Linked DNA regions of Homo sapiens: region 1 is linked to region 2. A link is a loop called in an ENCODE intact Hi-C map of the cell type or tissue named here. Cell type or tissue: PC-3. All regions are shown on one strand.

What was found. A loop is a pair of places that touch in the nucleus more often than their neighbours do. Peaks named below come from ENCODE experiments on the same cell type or tissue, not always from the same donor. Only the 100,000 strongest peaks of a DNase experiment are listed, where the experiment ranks them.
Region 1: a loop joins it to region 2, with 5 times the contacts of the local background. A loop is called at or near these places in 1 of 110 quality-filtered maps.

What each region holds. Positions count from the first base shown.
Region 1 is chr12:89,773,735-89,777,734 of GRCh38, forward strand. All of the region lies in intron 2 of LOC107984543 (a long non-coding RNA gene), which reads left to right. Among named protein-coding and RNA genes, the nearest start is that of ATP2B1-AS1, 67 kb to the left of the region's middle. In PC-3, no CTCF peak of the experiment used is centred here; a DNase peak (open chromatin) is centred at 1,817; H3K27ac peaks cover 1,762 bases.
Region 2 is chr12:90,089,842-90,093,841 of GRCh38, forward strand. All of the region lies in intron 10 of LOC105369890 (a long non-coding RNA gene), which reads left to right. Among named protein-coding and RNA genes, the nearest start is that of LINC02399, 140 kb to the left of the region's middle. RefSeq lists an enhancer at 1,238-1,840. In PC-3, no CTCF peak of the experiment used is centred here; DNase peaks (open chromatin) are centred at 1,250 and 1,610; H3K4me3 peaks cover 1,160 bases; H3K27ac peaks cover 2,240 bases.

The sequences.
Region 1 (4,000 bases), 320 kb before region 2:
TAGTGGAGGTGACAAAGATAAACAAAGTTTCATGATAAGTTGTATAAAGAAAAATAAAGCAGAGTTAATGGGTAGAGAGAGACAGGCTAGGGTAGATGGGGCTCCATTAGACAAGATAGTCCTGGGAAGTCCTCTTTAAAAAGGTGACACATTGGCCAGGCACAGTGGCTCACGCCTGTAATCCCAGCACTTTGGGAGGCCGAGGCCGGCTGATCACGAGGTCAGGAGATTGAGACCATGCTGACTAACATGGTGAAACCCCATCTCTACTAAAAATACAAAAAATTAGCCAGGCGTGGTGGCGGGCACCTCTAGTCCCAGCTACTCCGGAGGCTGAGGCAGGAGAATGGCGTGAACCTGGGAGGTGTAGCCTGCAGTGAGCCGAGATCACGCCACTGCACTCCAGCCTGGGCGACAGAGCAAGACTCCGTCTCAAAAAAAAAATGAAAAAATGAAAAAAGGTGACACGTTAGCAAAGACTTGAATAAGTCAAGGTAGCAAGCCATGTGAATATCTGAGGGGAAACCAGTCTAAGCAAAAGGAAGAACAATAGCTAAGGCTCTGGGAAGAGAATGATTTCTTCTGACATCAGTGGTCATAAAAGTAAAGTAGGATTAGTTGGCATGTTTTGGAGTTTTTCTCCAGTTATGTTCAATTGACAGTGTTTGGGCATGGAATAGGTAGAGAGTTGAGTTTAGTCAGGGCTTTGATCAAATGAGGAGTAGCATGAGGGAGTTGAGGGTATTTGTAAGTGGGTAATTGGTGTAAGGAGGGAAGTGAGGTGATGCAAGTAAGGAGACAATGAAGAAGTGCTAGGGATTGTTAATTGCTAGGAGATCTCAACAGGAATGAAGAAGTTTTAGAGGGAGGGTTCCTAAGGCAAGTGTACAGGAATGGTAGGAGGTGGTATTTCAGGAAACAATGCTTGAAAAACTTAAACTTGAGATTTCAGAGGTGTACGCAGTTATTGTAATGACAAGGATAGAATGGTAGGAGTGGGAGCTTGGAATAATTAAGGAAATGGTTGTTGGAAATGGAAAGCCTAGAGGCCCAGGCAATTAGACAGATATCTACTGGTCTGTTGAAATTATTAAGAATGATGACAAGGGTGGTAACAGAGAGAGTCAGTGAGCCTTGTGCTAAATATTCCACATAGTTCTCACTTTTCCCTGAATGTGTTATGGTTTGCTTGTTTATGAGATTTGCATATTTCTGTTTGTAATATTCTTTCCATTCATTCTTCCAGTTTAGATGCCACTTTCTCTGTAAGGCCTACACTGACTTTCCTCATATATATTTATTTTCCTTTGTAATTATTTTTTAATGACTCTAGTTTTTCATGACACCAAATTGTAGAGGAAATTTTTGTTCAAAAATCTGCCTCTTCACATAGACGGTAATGTCTCAGAATGCAGAGATTATATCTTATGCATCTTTGCATCCATTCAATAAACAGTTGTCAAGCAAATGCTTTTCTATTAGAATATTAGCAAATTAAGGGTGTGGTTGTGTCCCAGAACATAGCACAGTGTCTAGTAATCGTTTTCTAAAGGAAAAAAAAAAGCCAAGATTCATTGACAGTAATTACTCTTAAATGTCCACAGTAGTCAAATACTAGGTAGCATGCACAACCCAGTTAACATTTGATTACGATAAAACTTGGACCATATCTGAGCTTTTCTATCTATAAATGTTTAAACCATACCAGCTGACTAATATAAGACAAATGGAAAGTTGAACCGAAGTGAACATTTATGGTTAAACTTTAGGAGAGGGTTGAAGACATTTGGATTCAAAGGCTGGGTCAGTTTGCATTGGAAATATGCTTGGAATTTATTGCAGCTGCTGAAAGTGGGATAGCCTGGAGGTGTACAGATTGTGGAATGACAGCTGTTTTGTGGAGCAATAAAATTGAGGTAGCTCTTCTTAGTGTCAAGTTCTCCTTATCAAGAACGCTGAATTTTTTTTTAAGTCTGTATGGCAATATTCTAACTAACTCTCCTCAGGGAAATCTCATCAAAGAACTATTTATGGATTCCTTACATCTGAATTCTCAGTCTTGCTTGTGCATTACAATTATTTGCAGTCTTTTTTCAGACAAATAAGCCCAGGCTGCACCTTCAGAGGTTCTGATTCAGCAAGTGTTTTTGTAAAGCGTTACAAGTGATTCTGATGCCTGGTCAAGAAGGAGGACCACTGAAATAGAGTCACATTCCAGTGAAGAACTGTATTGTGAATTATTTATTCTCCAAAATCCAAATTGACTGAAATCTTTAGTGCTTATGAAATTATTAGAGAACTGCACATTAAAAAGGAGTCAAGCTCTTTTTTGAGAAGGTCCACATTATGTTATGATTCATCCATTAGAAAGAAGCACTTTGTTTTCTGTAGTGCTGTACGAGCTAAACATTCATTTATGTGGACGATTCCCTGAGTTTCAGTTGTTGAACTTCAGACTAAGCTGTGAGATAATGATGGTTGTACCCTGAGGTAAGCACTAAGAAACGACCTGTTTACTGAAGTAGAGAGGGAAAACACAGCATTTGGCACTCCTAGAAGAAAACATGATCAAACCCAATTTCTAAATATATGGAAACTATTAAATTTCCAGATTTAAAACATTTTATCATTTATTTTAATTTTTGAACCTCAGGAAATACTCCTAATGGTATAGCAGAATACGATATAATTTTTGGATTCTGTGTTAACACATAATAGATTAAAAACAATCTTATGTCACTCTGAGTACCTCTTGCCTTTATATCTTTTTAGCATTTATTTATCTAGCTTATACTTTATTATTTTACCTTAAAATTATTTTTATTTTCTCTGTATATTTACTCTTTAAAGATAGTGGTATCCTTTCCTATCTTGTTCCTTTTCCTTCTTTTATTTCTTGTAAGGACATTCTATAGTAGGTCCTTTTCTTTTTCTACCTGCATATTTTGAGAAGAATCAGGCCCTTTTACAAACATTAAATTTGTACCAGAAGAACTAGATTTGAATCCATATGCTGCCATCCACGTGTGACCTTACTCAGTTTCTTTGAGGCTCAATTTTCACAATGTTAAAACTCCTTTCGATGGTGATTATAATAAGGGCTCCCCAGAAATGTAGGATGATAAGTGCAGAGGCCCCATATCCATAAGGCCTGAGCATATTAATTCTTGAAGTCAATGATCAGATGAGGAGGAGTAGGGCAAGGGAGTTGAGGGTATATTTAAACAAGTAATTTTTGTAAGGAGAGAAGTGTAGTGATATAGGTAAGGAGACAATACGAAAGTGATAGCGACTGTCAGTTGCTTGGAGATCCCAACAGGAATAAAGAAGTTTTAGACTGAGGGTTTCTAAGACAAGTGTAAGAGAAAGGCAGGAGATGGAGTCCCATCTTTCCTTTGTAAGGAATCCTTGGGAATACAGTTCTTTCCAGGGTGCCTGGATCCTTGGTCTTGTTTCTACAGTGTCCAAACAATTGCAATTTTCAAATTTTAAAACTCTGGACATATGCCCTAGGATTGTATTTTAAAGATACAGTGGGAAGTAAGACATTTTATGAAGGATTCAAATGAATCATTTATAAATCATTCTTTTGTCTCCAACTGAAAGAAACTATCCTGAATTAGGACATAGCCTGCTTTCAGTAAAGCATTTTACAATTATTATCAAAGTCACTTTACAAATATTTTATCAAAGGTATTTTACAAAGCCATTTTACAAATATTATTAATTGCACCCCTGTTGACTCTCAAATACATGCTCAACAGTCAGACAGATTAGCTTTCTTAGTCAATAACACCATCAACATACAGGTCGCTCTAATCTCCAGGATCACCTTTGTCTTTTGCATTGAACACATATCAGTCTTTGGTTTCTTTCTTAATGTCCTAGTGCCATCCCTAATACAGGGCTTCACCTTGCTTATCTCATTTGCATGGCCTCTACCCTTCTAGTCCCTCTCTATGGGGTTGGATTATCTTTTCCTTTACTCCAACGCTGGGTG
Region 2 (4,000 bases):
TTTTCTAAGTAAAAACTCAAGGTAACTGGATGCAATTTCTTTTCTTTCTGTCTCTCTCTCTTTTATTTTTATTTTTATTTTTTTGGGATGGAGTCTCTCTCTGTTGCCCAGGCTGCAGTGCAGTCGTGGGATCTCCACTCACTGCAAACTACACCTCCCAGGTTCATGCCATTCTCCTGCCTCAGCCTCCCCAGTAGCTGGGACTACAGGTGCCTGCCCCCACGCCCGGTTAATTTTTGGTATTTTTAGTAGAGACGGGGTTTCATCGTGTTAGCCAGGATGGTCTCGATCTCCTGACCACATGATCCACCTGCCTCGGCCTCCCAAAGTGCTGGGATTACAGGCGTGAGCCACTGCACCCGGCCTCTTTTCTCTTCTCTTTTCCTCTCTTTCTTTTTGTTTTCTTTTTTTTTCTTTTCCCTTCCTTCCTTCCTTCCTTCCTTCCTTCCTTCCTTCCTTTCTTTCTCTTCCTTCCTTCCTTCCCTTTCTTTCTTTTCTTTCTTTCTTTCTTTCTTTCTTTCTTTCTTTCTTTCTTTCTTTCTTTCTTTCTTTCTTTCTTTCTTTCTCTTCCTTCCTTTTAATTTCTTTCTTTCTCTTTCTTCCTCTCTCTCTCTCTCCCTCTCTCTCTCTCTCTCCCCCCCCCACCCTTCCCTTTCTTTCCTTTCTTTTGACAAGCAGTCTCACCCTGTCACCCAGGCTGGAGTGCAGTGGTAAAATCATAGCGTACTGCAGCCTCAAACTCCTGGGCTCCAGTGATCTACCCACCTCAGCTTCCTGAGTAACTGTAACTTGATGTGCGTGTCACCATACCTAGCTAACTAAAATATGTCGTGTTTTTTTTTTTTTTTTCATAGAGACAGGGCCTCACTCTGTTGTCCAGGCTGGTCTTAAACTGCTGGCCTCAAGCAATCCTCCCAACTTGGCTTCCCAAAGTGCTGAGATTACAAGCGTGAGCCACTACGCCTTGCCTGGATGCAATTTCTAATTATGAAAATCAAAAAAATCTCTTAGGGTCACAAAAAGAAAAGTCAGATTTATTGAAATACTGTGTTAAGTTAGAGTTTACTATTTCTCTTAAAAATTTACATTTCTCCTCCCCATTCACCTCTTCTCATGCCATTGTACATCCTTCCTTGCACTTTCCAGGAAGCATTTAAAGTTTTTCAGCAGTCTGCAACCAGTAATCCTGTTTCTATTTATAGGATTTTAAATCCTGGCTTCAAAGGTACTCAGGCAGTAGACTGAGAAGATTGTGGGAGTGTGGAGGATTAGCCTTAGGCAGCTGTATGACAAAGCAGTCTATTCACTCCAGATAAGAGTGAAGGAGGTTGAGACTTATAATTCATTTCACTTACATCTGTCTTCTAGACCCCTCCTTAAACAAAAGGGGGAGAAAATTGTTCATTCCCGCTTTCTGCGTTTTAACAATCTCTTTTATTTCTGCTCTTGGGAGGTGGAGAAAGCCACTACTGAATGCTGTTATCCTGAAGTGAGGCTGAATTTTGCCCACTCCAAGCAACTGCACTGCTAGGACTTTATGTTGCATCATAACCCAGCCACACCCAGTGATGCATCGGTGATTGCACCCACACCCAGTGGGTGGGAGAATGACTTCCACATCCTTTAGCACCTTGGGAAAAGTCCTCAATTTCTTTAAACCACAGAGTGGAATGACTCACAGGAGACATTTCCATATCAGCAGCCTTCCAAGACCTAACCATAGCTCTCTGACTTTCTGCATTTGGTGTCAAAATGCAAGTCCCTGTGCTTTGATTGATTGAAATGCAAACCCTAGCTTGGGTGCTGGATTAGCTGTATATCTGATTTAAATTCGCACTAATCCTCTCCTGGGATTTCTTCTTTTCCTGGGCACTAATTTGGTAAGGATGACAAGTGGGCTTAATTATTTCCTGTCTAAGGAGACTCTAGGATATGTACCTGTATTAAGTAAAAGAGAATGGCTTTGTATTTAACCTCTTTAAAGGAGCAAATGAATGCGTAATGTCAACATTTTTGACACCAAAATTTCATCTGAGGAATAGAATAGAATATAACACATTTTCATGGCTTCACGTAGTGATGGCATAAATTAAGCTGACTAGTAACCTAAGTCTAAAATGAAGGTAATTATGAAAATGGCCTGTGCTCTCAGTTACTCAGGAGGCATAGGTGGGAGGACTGCCTGAGCCCAGGAAGTCAAGGCTGCAGTGAGCTGGGAAGGCACCAGCACACTCTAGCCTGGGCAACAGCGTGAGACCCTGTTTCAAAAATATATATATTATAATTTATACATGATATAATAATATATATAATATATAAAAATATATAATTATTATATAATAATATATGTAATATATAAAAATATATAATTATTATATAATATATATTACAATTATATATAATAAACAGTTTAGCCGTTTGTCTTTAAATATATATTATATATAAAATATATATTATATGTTATATATGTTGTATATAATATATAAAATATACATTATATATTATATATGTTGTATATAATATATAAAAACTATATAAATATATAATATATAGTATATATTATATATAAAATATTAAACTGTTTAGCCATTTGTCTTTATATATAAATATATTATATATAACATATATTATATTATATATCATATATGTTATATATGATATATATCATATATATGATATATGATAGATGATAGATTATATATTATATATGATATATAATAAATATTATATATCATATATAATATATATAATATTAATATATAATATAAATATATAATATTAATATATAATATAAATATATATTTATAATATATATTTATATTATATACAATTATATAAATATATAATTGTATATAATTATTTATATAATATGTAATATAATCTTATATATATAATTATATATTATATATGCATGTTATATATAATACATAACATATATAATATGTATATATAATATATATTTATATTATATATAATATAAATATAAATTTTATATATAATATGTATATAATATATGTATATAATATTTAATACATATAATATTAAACAGTTTAGCCATTTGTCTTTTTATATATATAATTTATATATTTATAGAAATTATATATATATAATTTACATATTTATGTAAATTATATATATAATTTACATGTTTATGTAAATTATATATATAATTTACATGTTTATGTAAATTATATATATAATTTACATGTTTATGTAAATTATATATAATTTACATGTTTATGTAAATTATATATATAATATACATATTTATATAAATTATATATATACTTCATATATATAAATTAGATATATATAATTCATATATATAAATTAGATATATATAATTCATATATTTATATAAATTAGATATATCTAATTTATATATATTTATAAATTATGTATATAATTTATATAATTATATTAAATATATATATAATTTATATATATTTATGTATATTAAATATATATATAATTATATATATTTGTATATAAATATATATAAAAATTATATATAAATATATATAATTTATATATTAATTTGTATATATATAATTATATATATAAAATATATAATTTGTATATATTATTTTATATATTTATATATATTATATAATTTATATATATTATATTATTATATATATTGTTATATATAATATAATTTAAATAATATATATTATATATATAAATTATATATAGAAATGATATATATAAATTATATATAGAAATATATATATAATTTATATATTATATATAAATTATATGTAATATATATGTATACATTTATATATAATATATAATTTATATATAAAGATATACATTTACATATAATATATATAATTTATATATATAAATATATACATTAATATATATAATTTATATATATAAATATATACATTTATATATATAATATATATAATTTATATATATTATATATAAAGACAAATGGCTAAACTGTTTAATATTATATAAGATATATATTATATATATAAAATATATATCT